Regions from separate parts of the Homo sapiens genome. Here all the other regions are linked to region 2. The links are chromatin loops, found by intact Hi-C in ENCODE. Cell type or tissue: endothelial cell of umbilical vein. All regions are shown on one strand.

Region 1 (5,000 bases), 360 kb before region 2:
TAATGAAGCTATTTCTTCATTATGATGCCTTTTTAGTTATTCAAGGCTCCTTTTGTGTCTCTTAGTAGAGTTTTAAAGTTTTCTTCATAGAGATCTTGAATAATTCTTCTTAATACTTTACCCCCAAGTATTTGTTATTTTAAATTTTTTATTTTTCCTTCTTATTAAAAAATTCAAGCTTACCAGAAAGTTGCAAAAATAGTACAAAGAACTCCCATACTCCTCTTGCTCAGATTCACCAAGTTTTAACATGTTGCCATATTTATTTTATTATCTCTTTCTCAGTATAGATACATTTTTTTCTGACCCATTGGAGAGTATGTTACTTTTATCATGCCCCTTTACCTGTTAATTCTTCCATGTGTATTTCCTACAGACAAAAATATTTCTTATGTTGTAATAATACAGTAATCAAACTCAGGAAATTTAAAATTGCTATATGCTATTATTTAATCTGCAGCCCATATTCCAATCTCATTAATTGTCACAATAATGTCATCTGTAGCAATTTCATTCTTTCTTGGGACAGGATCAGTCGCGGATCATTGGTTATCATGACTCTTCACTCTCTTTAGAGGACGTTCCTCAGTCTCTCTTTGTCTTTCATAAGAATGTCTTTGACTTTCATAAGACATTTTGGAGAAGGCAGGTCAGTTGTTTTATAGAATTTTTTCAGTTTGGGTTTGTCTGATGGTTTCTCATAGTCAGATTCAGGTATGAACTTTTGGCTGGAAAACAATATGAATGCTATTGTGTTCTTGGGGTATCATATTCACAGGCTTATTTATTTCTTATTTTAGCAATATTAATTTTAATAATTAACCCATTTGTTTCTTTTATTATTATTATTATTTTTTTGGACAGAGTCTCACTCTGTTGCCCAGGCTGGAGTGCAGTGGCATGACTGCAGCTCACTGCAACCTCTGCCTCCCAGGTTCAAGTGATTCTCCTGCCTCAGCCTTCCAAGTAGCTGGGATTACAGGCAGGCACCACCATGCCCAGCTAATTTTTGTATTTTTAGTAGAGATGAGGTTTCACCACGTTGGCCAGGCTGGTCTTGAACTCCTGACCTCAAGTGTTCCACTCGCCTTGGCTTCCCAAAGTGCTGAGATTACAGGCATGAGCCACCGCACTCAGCCCTACTTTGTGTTGTAATTCGTTGTGATATATATATGCATGTGTGTATGTGTGTGTGTATATGTTTATACATGTACATATAAATATGTAAATATATATCTTTCTGTCATTCCTTCTGATATTAATTCTGTATCCAACTATTTGTTTAAAGAAATGGGTCTCTCACGTTTCTGTACATCTTGCAAGCAGAGGCTCTGCCTGCCTGGGTCCAGACACTTTTTTCACGTTGTTGTAGTGAACAGTCAAGGAAGATAGAGATAGTCCCTTCCTCTCAAGCAGGGGAAAAGTTCATTTACTGTCCAGAATTGTGGTCCTTGAAAGTCACCTGTGTTAGGTACTTGGACTTTTGAATCACTTGTAGTCTGATATTAGTATACTTTTTATCATAAAAGTGACTGTCACAAAATTAGCCACTCAACAATAGGCTGATTGTGAAGAAATTCAATGGACCTTCCATGTTCTCTACCATTCACAGGCATCTGGTATCATTGAGTGTTAGAATGGCCTCCTAAAAAACCCACTCAAAAAGATTTCTAATTCTCCTTCCTTCACCTCCTACCACTCAACACACCTTAGTGAGGCAATCTGATCAATTAACGCAGCTATTTCCCAAAAGGAGTCATTTCCTCTCAGTCACTCCCTGGGTGATGACCAGAGGTGAAGGGCTATGTAGACTTAGTGGGATTCTGTCCCGACCATTCTTGGGCACGCTTCTTTCTTTCTTCTAAGAGCAACCAGGGCCAGCCTGTTTGGCACACCCTCCGAGCGACAACTAGCCAAAAGGGGGCACAGAAGAGTCAAACTTAATTCTGACTCAGGCACTGGGATTCTCTTTTTGTATTGACATGATCCTAGATCATAAAGATAATGACCACTAAGTTAAGCACACTGCTTGCCAAGTCCCCATATAGTGGCCCAGGTTGGCCAGAGTTTGTGATGTAATAGGCCTCTGTAAGTTTTGTCCATCTTGCACTTGACCTTTTCAACAAAATGATGAGTAAAAGCAGGGATATGACTGGAAAAGAAGGTGAAGACATAGCCACTGGACTGGATTTTGTAGCAATGGAAGAGGGAGCAAAAACCTTAGCACCTGCAGAGGGAACACCCTAGATCCTAGTGGTATGGGGAAGAGAGGGACATTAATATTTCTTTTTCTTTTCTTTTCTTTTCTTTTCTTTTCTTTTCTTTTCTTTTCTTTTCTTTTCTTTTCTTTTCTTTCTTTCTTTTCTTTCTTTCCTTCTTTCTTCCTTTTTCTTTCTTTCCTTCTTTCTTCTTTCTTTATTTTTTTAAGAACCACCCTGGAGCCTTCCCCATGAAGGAAAATGCTCAAAAATGCTCTGATGTGGCTCTCCTATGAACAGTGAGAAAGGGATGACAGAGTAGAGATAATTACTTTCTTAAGTTCTTATTTATCAGAGAGGCTGAGGGGAAGGACAGAAAGCTAAATTTTCATCTTCCATGGTGGGAAATTAATAGATGATGCCTAACCCCATAATTTTTGTTAGGTCCATATTCAGGTTTATTTTATTATGACTATTAAACCTTATCCATAGATAAGCCAGGTAGTAAACTAGGATTACTTTTTTTTTTTTTTTTTTTTTTGCTGTGCAATTTTTTGCAGAATGCCAGAGGGGTTGGGATCCAGTATACAAGTGGAGAATATGGCCCTAAAATTAGTTTTCTATATACTTTACACTAATTTAACTCTAAAATCTCCATGATTATCTAAATCTTTTTTTCAGAACTTTCATCAGTGGTTATGTATACTCTCGCTCTGACAAACTTGGTTCATCTGCTGTAATTGGAAAGATTCTGGCAGAGTATATGCATATAGATGAAGGTAGATTTGTTGAAGGAATGCCAAAAAAGTTATTTTATGATTGCAGCTGTTTTCTGAGTGAAATAAAAAGCGAGTTCATCAGTGAGAGTGAGAAAGGGCAAGAGGCTCGAAATTTAAGAAGAGGGAAGAAAGTGTGCAACAGCTGTAGAGGAAACTGAGTAAATAAACACAGGAAATGAAATAGGATTTTTCAGGCATACTGGAAGCCCTCTTGAGATTTGTGATCACTCATTTAAAGTAATGACCCTCAGCATATTGGGTGGTTTTATCCAGTCATGTTCAGTTTCTCAAATTTGGGGACAGAGTAGGCAGGGCATTAGACCAGGGCTATAACGTTGCTGGGCAAGGACAACAGAGGGCAGAGGGACTAGGAGTGGAGTTTTCCTGCAGGAGAATGATGATGATCATGATGATGATGATGGATCATGGCTTCTAAGCTGGGTAAGGAAGGAAATGAGAACATGCAGTTTCCTGCATGGACCTTGGTGTGTCGGAAAGAAAAAAAGAGAGAGAGAGAGAGAGAGGGAACATGAAGGGATTGCTGGACAGTGAAAAGATTGGAGGGTGGATGGACTGGATATTCTGGTGAGGGCAAAGAGTTGCTGGAGTGACAGTAGTTGAGGAAGTCAACTGAAAACATAGAAGGTACCAGAGCAGAGCCATTGAAATCAAGGATTAGATGGTGTTGCAGTTGTTGGTAGTGGGCAGTGTCTATATATGGCCATAAATGAGGTCAAGATGACAAATGTGGCAGGATCCTACAACTGCTTGAGCAAAGGACAATAATGGCATTTTAAGAACATTTGCTTGGTGTTGGCTAACTACCTATTTTAATGAGGAATTTCATTTATAAACTGGTTGTAGATAACTAAAGGGAAAAAAGCAACCCACCTAAGTTAATGTTACTCCAAGGAACAGAAGCCATTTAACAAAATCTCTAAAGATCTATCAACAGATAAATGGATAAATAGAACATTGTACATCCATAAAACAGAGTATATTTTATCAATAAAATGGAATATTGATACATGCTACAACATAGATGAACCTTGAAAACACTATGCTAAGTAAAAGATGCCTGTTATGAAAGACCATATATTGTATAACTCCGTTTATATGCAATGTCCAGAATAGGCAAATCTATAGAGACAATATAGATTGGTGATTTCCTAGGGCTGAGGGAGGGAGGATGGAGAGAAATGTGGAGTGATTGCTAATAGGTATAGGGGTAATGAAAACATTCTAAAATTGTGGTGGTAGTTGCATAACTCTATGACTACACTAGAAACCATTTAATTGTATACTTTCAATAGGTGAACTGTGTGATATGTGAGTTATATCTCAAACCTATTATTTAAAAAAAATCTTTAAATAATCAGTAGCTGAGTAAGACATCTGAGAAAATTGAGATTCAAAGAGAGTCAATGATTTGCTTAAAGTCCACTGCTAGAGCCAGTACTTAAACTGGGTTTGTGAGGTCTGGGACCAAACTCCTAACTTTACAATATGTGTTATATTGACACTGCTGATTTAATGTTTGACTTATTTTCCCTGTCTATTGTCTCTTCCTATATTATGAGTAAGTTATTTCAAGGGTAGTGAGAGGACACCTTTATGAGGTAAAATGACCATCCTCAGCAGAAATATGCTGACAAAAAGTAGAGAGGAGCTGAAAGTGAGGCAAGGAGGGTAATTCTCTAAACTTGGAACTGTCTCTTCTAATGTGTGATTGCAATGAATTATTTTGTGTGTTTGGAGCCCTTGTATTCACTATATTGTATTCTTTCCTTTATTAATCCAACAAAAAAAAGTTTTGGGTATTTGCAATGTGCCAGACAATTTTTTCTATAATTTAAGAGAAATTACCAGTGTCTACCTACTTTTTGCTCTTAAAAATTCCAAGCTTGAACTTATTGGTAACTGTGCTTAACCAGAAATTTGTGCTCTCAAGTTCTGTACATTATGTCCAATTCTCTAAACCTATATGGAATAAATTTTCCCTAAGCTTTTGTTAAAAACAATT
Region 2 (5,000 bases):
ATTAATAAACTTGGTTCTACCTTACATGGTGTGTCTTTCTTCATTACTTCTTTCTTGAAATTGTGAAATTTTCGAATCCAGTGGTTCTCAAACTTTAGCAGGTGTCAGAATCACTGGGAGGACTTGTTAAAACACATGAATGCATTTGCTCCGTGCCCATAATTTCTAACTTAGTAGGTCTGGGGTGGGGCTGGAGAATTTGTATTCTGATAAGATCGTAGGTGATGCTGTTTGCGGCTTGTTTGGGGACTACACTTTGAGAAGCATTGTTCTGATCCAGTTTTCTAGGAGGGGAAACAGAAAGGTAAGATTTTGTAGTTGGGAAGGGAAAGGTTCCTTTGTACTTAAAAATGCTGACTGACAAGACACAGAGGCCAGAGCCTCGTATGTAGGAAATCCCTGCCCATGAGGTCATCTGCTGGTTACAATCACTTGGGGACCATGTGAAATACAGATTCCCCAGACCTTACCCCTAGCAGTTCTGGAGTGGGAGACAGGGTAATCTATGTTTTAAAAGCTCCCTTGAAAATTTAATGCCTGGTGGGATTTATGACTTATGGGCTTAGATAAATGTTGATAATATTCACAACCTTTTATATAAGAAAATAATTTCTCACAGTCCCTTGGAGCTGGAATCTTAAAAACCCATTAGAGAAACGTCAGCTTAAATGTCTTTCATTGTGAATTATCACTGCAGAAGAAGACTTCCGTCGTTAGAACTGATTAAATACTTTTTTCAAAGATCAAATGAAAACAAATTTTAAGGTTCATATAGCACACTTAGATCCTGACAACATAGTGTCAGACTTGTTCAAGAAACGTTTTGCCTCATATCTCAGATATTTGAAACAACGTTATTTTGATTTTAAGGAAATTTATCAGTGATGATTGGAGATGGCCAATCCCTGCTTCTTGAGTTTTCTTATTGTCTACATTGGCCCTCTTTGCTTGTTGCAAACTATAAGCCAACAAAGGAAAAAAAAATGACAGCTCAGAAGTAAAAGGATGCTTTGTCTATAAAACTCAAAAACTTGGAGGAAGTTTCTTCAATGTGTAGAAGGTAGACTTTAGGGGAAGCTTATTAAATTTCTCTTTATTTCTGTTGTTGGGCTGGTTACCACTAACATCATTGCTCCTATAATTTAAAAATATACAGTTTTTAAATGTGAACTCAGGAATTTAAAAATATTTTGCATCATGAAGTACTTAAAGAAGTGCATTTCCTTTGTTCTTCCTCTTCCTTCTCCCAGGGAGTAATAAACCTGGACTTTTCTTTCAGCCTTCTTCCTGCCACAGGTCCCAGTTGTCCTTTCCTCAAGGGGATCCTCAAAGTGTCTCTTGGAGGTTTCTTGTGCAAAGTGATCATTCATTTCCCCGTGTTTGTGTGGGCAGGAATGGAGTGATTTTGCAGTTTCGTCTGTTTCCGGCTGGCTTGGACAGGCGCCCTGGGAAGCCTGTGGGCTGAACAATGAGGAGCTGGAGCCCAGTGACCTGGCAGGCCACCCCAACTCCCTTTGTCATTTATTCCACGAAGCCCTCCTTCTCTAGGGAAATCCTGTTTAGACCTCCAATGAAGAACTGGGAAGCCCTCTATAAACGCTGGCCAGCAGGGTTTCATGGCCAGAGCTCTCTCCAGTGAGGCCATGGGGCTGCTTCTAGGTGCTGCCCAATTCCAGAGTGAGAAGCCTAGTCTTTGAGGAGGAAAATGCAGCATTTGCCTGAAAAATACATTAACATTGGCTTTATCATGATGACACAATAAAATCCATAGAAAATCTACACATGATAACAGACAAGGCAGTCAGATGGGGGTGGGGGGGTGGGTGGGGGCAGGGAGCACGGCGGAGAAGCCAAACTCTGAACTTGGAGCAAAGCCATCCTTACACTCACCCGAGCCTTTTTGTTTGGAGGGGTTTGCCACAAAGAGTTTATAAAATTACAGTTTTAGGCCAGACAAGGTGGCTGGCTCACACCTGTAATCCCAGCACTTTGGGAGGCCAAAACAGGATGATTGCTTGAGGACAGGAATTCAAGATTAGCCTGGGCAACATAGCAAGACCCCGTGTCTTAAAAAAATGAAAAAAAAAATTTTTTTTAATTAGCTGGACCTGGCGTCATGCACCTGTACTCCCAGCGACTCTGGAGGCTGGGGCAGGAGGACAGCTTGAGCCCAGGAGTGAAGTATGATCGCACCACTGCACTCCATCCTGGTTGGCAGAGGAAGACCCTGTCTCTAACTTAATAAAATTACAGTTTTTAGGACTTCTTGAGGGATTAAGTACAGCTTGCTTTGGCGTTTTCATGCTGAGTGGTTCTCTTGTAAACTTGCCGCTGGTGAGAGGAGGCTGATTTAGTCCCTTCCTGTTATCCATTAGCCGGGGCTAAACCTCTGGGGACCCGCACTGGCCATTGTGATTTATTTTTCCACTTCTAGGAATTCCCAAGTAAAGTAAATCTAAGGGAAGAGCAGGCGAGTTCACGGGCTTTCACTGTAAATATGCCCCGAAAGGAAAGCAGTAGCAGGCTTCCCACGCTCTTGCCCCATACCGAACGCACGCTTGCATTCTCCGTGGGGGAAAGCTACTTTTCAGATACGGAGCGGACCTTCAGGTGCTGTGTCAGCTCTTGCATTTGCAGAGCAACTCGTTTGAACGGGAACGTTTTAATGGCCTGCCCTCTAGTGTCGACTGCGTAAAACCACTCCGGACTGGAGTTGGAATAGTTCAGGGATAAAAACACTGTATGTTCAGAGGCGCTTGTGCTTTGGAGAAACTTGAAGGTACACAGCTTATGTTGCCTGCTTAGGGCGGGTAGGTGTTTTATTTCCTTTACACGCTCCTGAAAATGGCAAGGCTTGTTTTGGAAAGATGAGAGAACAGGACGTTTTGCTCCCATCACCATCTATCCTGCTTGGGATCTTGCTGCTGGGAGTTTATCGCGGCAGGATGGAGCTGGGCCTTGTCCTCCCACCAGTTTTCAAATGTGGTTTCTAGACGACGATGGTGACTGCCTAAAGCTGCTCATCTTCCAGGCAGAGGCACTGTCCTAAAGGTGTCCTCAATGGGGCTGGGAGGACAATGCTCTGCACCCTCCCTCCCAGGGAACACCACCCTCCATTGGAACTTCAGAGGTTTTTGTGACAAAAGGCCCCAGGACCCTGGTTTGCACTTCAATTCCTCTTCAAAATGAGCAACTCTCCAGAAACAAGGAATAGAACATCTTTATATTTCTTCTAAAACCACCAGTGTGTTACTTCTACACACTGTACTTAGAAATACACACATATATGCATACATACCACCAGTGTGAATCACCTGGATTTTGCTTTGGTCTTGTCAGAAGCGTTTGAACCAGAACAACTCCATTGTGAATAGGACCTGGGTAAAATGAGGCTGAAACCTACTGGGCTATGTTCCCAGATGGCTAGGCATTCTAAGTCACAGGATAAGATAGAAGGTTGGCACAAGACACAGGTCATAGACACCTTGCTGATAAAACAGGTTGCAGTAAAGAAGCCCACAAAAACCAAGATGGCGATGAGAGTGACCTCTGGTCGTCCTCACTGTTACACTCCCACCAACGCCATGACAGTTTACAAATGCCATGGCAATGTCAGGAAGTTACCCTACATGGTCTAGAAAGGCGAGACATGACTAATCCACCCCTCGTTTAGCACATCATCAAAAAATGACCATAAAAATGGGCAATTGGCAACCCTGAGAACTCCTCTGTCTATGGAGTAGCCATTCTTTTATTCCTTTTTTTTGTTAATAAATTTGCTTTCACTTTATAGACTCACCCTGAGGATGGCTTGAGCCCAGGAGTTTGAGACCAGCCTGGGCAACATAGTGAGACCGTCTCCCTACAAAAAATTTTTCTAATTGGTGGACATGGTGACACAAGCCTATAATTCCAGCTATGTTGGAGGCTGAGGTGGGAGGATTGCTTGAGCCTAGGAGATGGAGGCTGCAGTGAGCCATGATTGCACTGCTGCATTCCAGCCTGAGCAACAGAGCAAGATCCTGACTCAAACAAAAAAAATACGTAAAAAAGAAAACAATCAGCTGGGTGTGGTGGCTCACACCTGTAATCCCAGCACTTTGGGAGGCCTAGGCAGGCAGATCATGAGGTCAGGAGATCAAGACCATCCTGGTAACACAGTGAAACCCCGTCTCTACTAAAAATACAAAAAATTAGCCGGGTGTGGTGGCGGGCACCTGTAGTCCCAGCTACTCTGGAGGCTGAGGCAGGAGAATGGTGTGAACCCAGGAGGGAGAGCTTGCAGTGAGCCAAGATCACGCCACTGCACTCTAGCCTGGGAGACAGACTGAGACTCCAACTCAAAAAAACAAAAAAAGAAAACAATCAACATTTTGTGGGACATTTTAAACATAGAGAATGATTTATTATGATTAAGTCATAGTCTGCATTCTGTATTTATTTGAAGTAAATTATCTTAAATTCAAGTTGTTAGAGTGACTCAAGTTTTATAAAGAAAATAGCCATATTTCCACACTTGTGCTGTCTTTAGTCTTGTTACTTTGCAACTGAATCAGGCCCACTAGTTCTCTGGCTACCTGTTGCAGGCTGGGTACTAGGGGTGAATATATCATCTATCCCTTGAAATAACAGGTCACATTTATTGACTAGAAGTTTACTGTGTTCCAGGCAGGTGTTATAAGCACGCTGCATAAGTTCCTGAGGAAATGTAAACTGATGGAGGGGAAAACCCCACATGTGGAAAATTTCCAATTCATCAAGAGCTAAACTGACATCTCTCAAAATGGTGCCTGGTTGAGATACAGGAAGAACACAGGGGTTAATGGAAGATGGTCTCAAGAAGGAAGAGAGGTTTGGTCTGGGCCCCTGGGGAATGTGGAAGGGGCCATAATAAAGCCTATGCTGCTGGGGAGGTTGGGAAGGGCCCAGAACCTCCAGACGAAAGAGTGGGGAAAAGCTCAGATAAGCAGCAAGGTCCAGTATAGAGAGTCTTGGAATTG
Region 3 (5,000 bases), 260 kb before region 2:
TGTATATAACATGTTTAGTAACTCCTGGCAAATAGTTATTCAAGATTGTTACTATTGTCATGTTCATCAAGTTCTTATTCCCTCTCGTGTGCTAGACACTGCACTCACCATCAGGATTGCAGCTAAGGGTAGACATGGTTCTTCTCAGGAAGCCAAGCTGACTAGTGTCTGGCAAGTAGTAAGTGCTGAAGAACAATTAGCTTTTTTTTTTTTTGTCTCTGATAAAACAGACCTTTTTTTTTTTTACACTTTAAGTTTTAGGGTACATGTGCACAGCATGCAGGTTTGTTACATATACATGTGCCATGTTGGTGTGCTTTTGTTAATAAACAACACAATGAGAGGAGTTACTAAGGAACCCAACTTTAAGCAGGGGTCTTCACCACAAAATGAGCTTCCCACCTTAAAAGGTCAATTGATTTGGGGTCATATTCTTAATTTATAAAACATTCCAACGATTTCATTATAAAGACAATCATCAACAGAAAAACAGTTAAAGGCTTTGGACACAAAATTTGTAGAAGGAAATATAAATAGTGAAAAAATGAATGCATAAGGATGATGTACAAGTAAGTTTCCTATGCTTTCTAATTTTATGAATTTTTCCAAACTTTCTGAACATGTGTTACTTTAACAATTATTTTTAGATTATTATTTCCATAGAACTAGGACTTAAAATACCTATAAATGAAGAAGACAGGATCCTCCTCTACAATCCTCCAGTTATAAGCATCTGTTGAAGTTTTGTCATAATCTTGCTCCAAAAGAAAAGACCTGTAGGAGTTATTTCAAAAACTAACTCTTGGTAGTGCTTCTTGTAGGTAAAGAGAAAGTTAAATCCTCACTGTTAAACAAGGAAGGGAAAGAGAAGGTTTGGTTAATGGCCACAAGACTCTTCACTGACAGTCAACTAGGTAGGGATGTCAGTCATCATCCCTACCTAGAGATGATGAAGTCATCATGACTGCTTCCTAGAACGAGTCTTAATTCTATTAAAGTTTATCAGATAATTGCTTATCCATTTTTATCAGAGAATGCATATATTTCTTCCCAGAATGAGGTTGTAAATTAAATCAGACCCAGAAAGAGTTTGGGACAACTTTTCTTTCCACATCTTCCAATTTTCCTTTTCTTCCTCTAGTTCTTATTTCTATGATGGGTCTTCCTCCCTAGTGAGCTACCTGATCCAGAAACCTGGAAGTTAATCTCTCCTTTGCACTTTCAGGCCCAATCACCAAGTCCTGGGTCCCATTTGTTAAATAAATCTCTCAGTTCAGTTCCCTCCTTTCCAAAGCCCCCAACCACAACTTTAGTCTAGGCCCTAACCAGTTATTTCACCCTCGGACTCCTGGGATTATTTCCTAATCAGTTCCCAAGCCTCTGAGTCAAAACAGCCTGGACGAATATAAATTCATTTTTTCTATATTATCAAAAATATCCCTGACATTTATTACATATTTCTCGATTTCCCAATTATAAAAATTGTCACTTCATACTTCAGTCACATCTGTATTTAATATTATTTTTCACGAGTTCTTTTAAAAGATGACTTTTGGGCTATGCATAGCGGCTCACGTCTGCACACTCTCAGCACTTTGGGAGGCCAATGTGGGAGGGTCATTTGAGGCCAGGAGCTTAAGACCAGCCTAGGTAACATGGCAAGACCCCATCTCTACAAAAAGTAAAACAATTAGTTGGGCATGGTTGCACGAGCTTGTATTTCCAGCTACTCCAGAGGCTGAGGCAGGAGGCTTGCTTGAGCCCAGGAGTTTGAGGTTACAGTGAGCTGCAATTGTGCCACTGCACTCCAGCCTGGGTAGCAGCCTGGGTGGCAGAGTGAGACCCTGTGTTCCAAGTTAATCTTGGTTAAGAGATTCCTCATTCTCTGACTGATGAGATTCCCAAGGGGATTCAGGACAGCTGAGCTCCTTCTGGACTATCTGTCTTTAGGTAGATAAGGGGAGCTCAGAGAAAGCCTCTGCCTGCGTCTTCTGTTCCCCAAGTGCCCCCTAGTTTGAAGTAATCAGCATACCAAAGCAGCTGGCATATTCCGGGGTGGCATTTCTTGAACTCCTTCAGGCCAATAACTTTGTTTTTACTTACAACTAAAATCATCCTAATTGATATACTCTCTCTCCAGCTTCCCTCCCAATGCATAACCTGAATCCCAAAAATAAATTGAACATTTTATGGAAGCCCATAAAAGCAGAGGTTTTTGAGATTTTTCTAAGGAAAATAGGAACATCAGTTAAAGCACTTAATAACATTTATTAACCAAAACTAAATTATTGCTACAATCATAATGGCAAGGGAGTAACCAGAAATTTTGAGGTGCAGCTCTTGCAAAATACAAGGAAATTCACAGAGAAGGAGCAGGATGCTTGTTGCATATTAATGGCTCTTTCTGAGGTAGGAACCTGCAGTAAACCGCCTCCTGGCTATATGTGGCTTATCTGTAAGATGTTGTGAAATACTCCCTCTACCCCTAACCCCAGCTCCAACCTCCACCCCTTCCCTGAGCTTCATCCTAGATGCAGGGGCTAGCATGAGGTGGGGTTCTGTGATGAGGTGAGATGAGTGTTTTGCACATGACTTAGTAATTTTTAGGAGTTGAAAATTAAATTACTTTCAGGCCACCTCAAAATATCCCTGAGTCAAAACACCTGCATCCAAGTAGCAGCTTCAAAATGCCAGGTATTCTTTGCCTTTTTCTGGCTGGCCTTGCCTCATTAACTTAGTTTCCATTCAGCCTCCCGAGGAATTTTTATAAGATCTGATCTAATCATGAATTTGTTTAAAAATCCTTCTGGCTTCTGTTTTCCTTCCTCCCACCCCATCTGCTGGCTTCCTAGCTCTGGTTATATCAAGCTACACACAGTTGCCCAAATGAGCATGAGTCATGCCTCCATGCCTGTGCAAACCCCTTCCTCTGCTCAGAGGCTCATTTCCTGCACCCTGCCTGATGAAGCCCTTATCTCGGGTGGTATCCTCTGGGAAGTACTCCGTGTCTCGCAGGCAGGGGTTAGTTAGCCATTTCCTGCTCTGGGCTCCCACAGCATTCTGTGCTGATCCTCTAATATCACACTTATGCCTTCAGTGGAATTACTTACTCTCATATTTGTCTCTCTTGCTAGGCTGTGAGTTCCTCAAGGGCAGAAGATGTGTCTTCTTTATCTTTATAGCCCTTGAACTTGGCGTGGTACATCACAGGGCAAGTATTCAATAAATGTCGAATGAGTGAATGCACGGATGAATAAATGAATAATAAATTGATAAGAGAACCCAACTATAATAGGATGATAACACTGGGGCCTCTTTCATAGCTACACAATTTTCAATTTGTTCCTGTGAAATTTGATGTTGCTATGGTTTTCTACCTTCTACTTGAGGAAAAGGGAAGTTTGTGTTGTCCTTTTGGGTTTGGGAAGAAAGTTCTGATCTTTAGTCGTACTTGTATGTCATGATACGTCATTGCCTAAACTTTAAGGATTTCAATCTGATTTAGATGGAAATTTCCTGGATACTAAATGAGAGAATCCATGGAAAGTGCATGCCACACACAGGCATTAGAAACATTAGCTCTTATCAGCCGGACGTGGTGGCTCACACCTGCAGGCTCTTTTTTGGTTCCATATGAACTTGAAAGTAGTTTTTTCCAATTCTGTGAAGAAAGTCATTGGTAGCTTGATGGGGATGGCATTGAATCTATAAATTACTTTGGGCAGTATGGCCATTTTCACGATATTGATTCTTCCTATCCATGAGCATGGAATGTTCTTCCATTTGTTTGTGTCCTCTTTTATTTCCTTGAGCAGTGGTTTGTAATTCTCCTTGAAGAGGTCCTACACATCCCTTGTAAGTTGGATTCCTAGGTATTTTATTCTCTTTGAAGCAATTGTGAATGGGAGTTCACTCATGATTTGGCTCTCTGTTTGTCTGTTATTGGTGTATAGGAACGCTTGTGATTTTTGCACATTGATTTTGTATCCTGAGACTTTGCTGAAGTTGCTTATCAGCTTAAGGAGATTTTGGGCTGAGATGATGGGGTTTTCTAAATACAAAATCATGTCATCTGCAAACAGGGACAATTTGACTTCCTCTTTTCCTAATTGAATACCCTTTATTTCTTTCTCCTGCCTAATTGTCCTGGCCAGAACTTCCAACACTATGTTGAATAGGACTGGTGAGAGAGGGCATCCCTGTCTTGTGCCAGTTTTCAAAGGCAATGCTTCCAGTTTTTGCCCGTTCAGTATGATATTGGCTGTGGGTTTGTCATGAATAGCTCTTATTATTTTGAGATACATCCCATCAATACCTAATTTATTGAGAGTTTTAGCATGAAGGGCCGTTGAATTTTATCAAAGGCCTTTTCTGCATCTATTGGGATAATCATGTGGTTTTTGTCTTTGGTTCTGTTTATATGATGGATTACGTTTATTAATTTGCATATGTTGAACCAGCCTTGCATCCCAGGGATGAAGCCCACTTGATCATGGTGGATAAGCTTTTTGATGTGCTGCTGAATTCGGTTTGCCAGTATTTTATTGAGAATTTTTGCGTCAATGTTCATCAGGGATATTGGTCTAAAATTCTCTTTTTTTGTTGTGTCTCTGCCAGACTTTAGTATCAGGTTGATGCTGGTCTCATAAAATGAGTTAGGGAGGATTCCCTCTTTTTCTATTGATTGGAATAGTTTCAGAAGGAATGGTACCAGCTCCTCCTTGTACCTCTGGTAGAATTCGGCTGTGAATCCGTCTGGTCCTGCTGGACTTTCTTGGTTGGTAGGCTCTTAATTATTGCCTCAATTTCAGAGCCTATTATTGGTCTATTCAGGGATTCAACTTCTTCCTCGTTTAGTCTTGGGAGGGTGTATGTGTCGAGGAATTTATCCATTTCTTCTAGATTTTCTAGTTTATTTGTGTAGAGGTGTTTATAGTAGTCTCTGATGGTAGTTTGTATCTCTCTGGGATCAGTGGTGATATCCCCTTTATAATTTTTTA

Evidence for each region. A loop is a pair of places that touch in the nucleus more often than their neighbours do. Peaks named below come from ENCODE experiments on the same cell type or tissue, not always from the same donor. Only the 100,000 strongest peaks of a DNase experiment are listed, where the experiment ranks them.
Region 1: it touches region 2 in a loop (6-fold over the local background); 18 of 110 quality-filtered maps call a loop at or near these places.
Region 3: it touches region 2 in a loop (4-fold over the local background); 7 of 110 quality-filtered maps call a loop at or near these places.

Annotation. Positions count from the first base shown.
Region 1 is chr4:98,825,931-98,830,930 of GRCh38, reverse strand. The region is part of intron 2 of LOC105377343 (a long non-coding RNA gene); the gene reads left to right. Among named protein-coding and RNA genes, the nearest start is that of EIF4E, 100 kb to the left of the region's middle. In endothelial cell of umbilical vein, no CTCF peak of the experiment used is centred here; no DNase peak of the experiment used is centred here.
Region 2 is chr4:98,465,391-98,470,390 of GRCh38, reverse strand. TSPAN5 (tetraspanin 5) reads left to right here. Exons shown (of 8, transcript NM_005723.4): 8 at 1-24. Among named protein-coding and RNA genes, the nearest start is that of TSPAN5, 190 kb to the left of the region's middle. In endothelial cell of umbilical vein, a CTCF peak has its summit at 2,690 (motif pointing left); DNase peaks (open chromatin) are centred at 1,520 and 2,640; H3K4me3 peaks cover 296 bases; H3K27ac peaks cover 544 bases.
Region 3 is chr4:98,726,556-98,731,555 of GRCh38, reverse strand. No RefSeq gene overlaps it. Among named protein-coding and RNA genes, the nearest start is that of TSPAN5-DT, 70 kb to the right of the region's middle. In endothelial cell of umbilical vein, no CTCF peak of the experiment used is centred here; a DNase peak (open chromatin) is centred at 2,935; H3K27ac peaks cover 1,339 bases.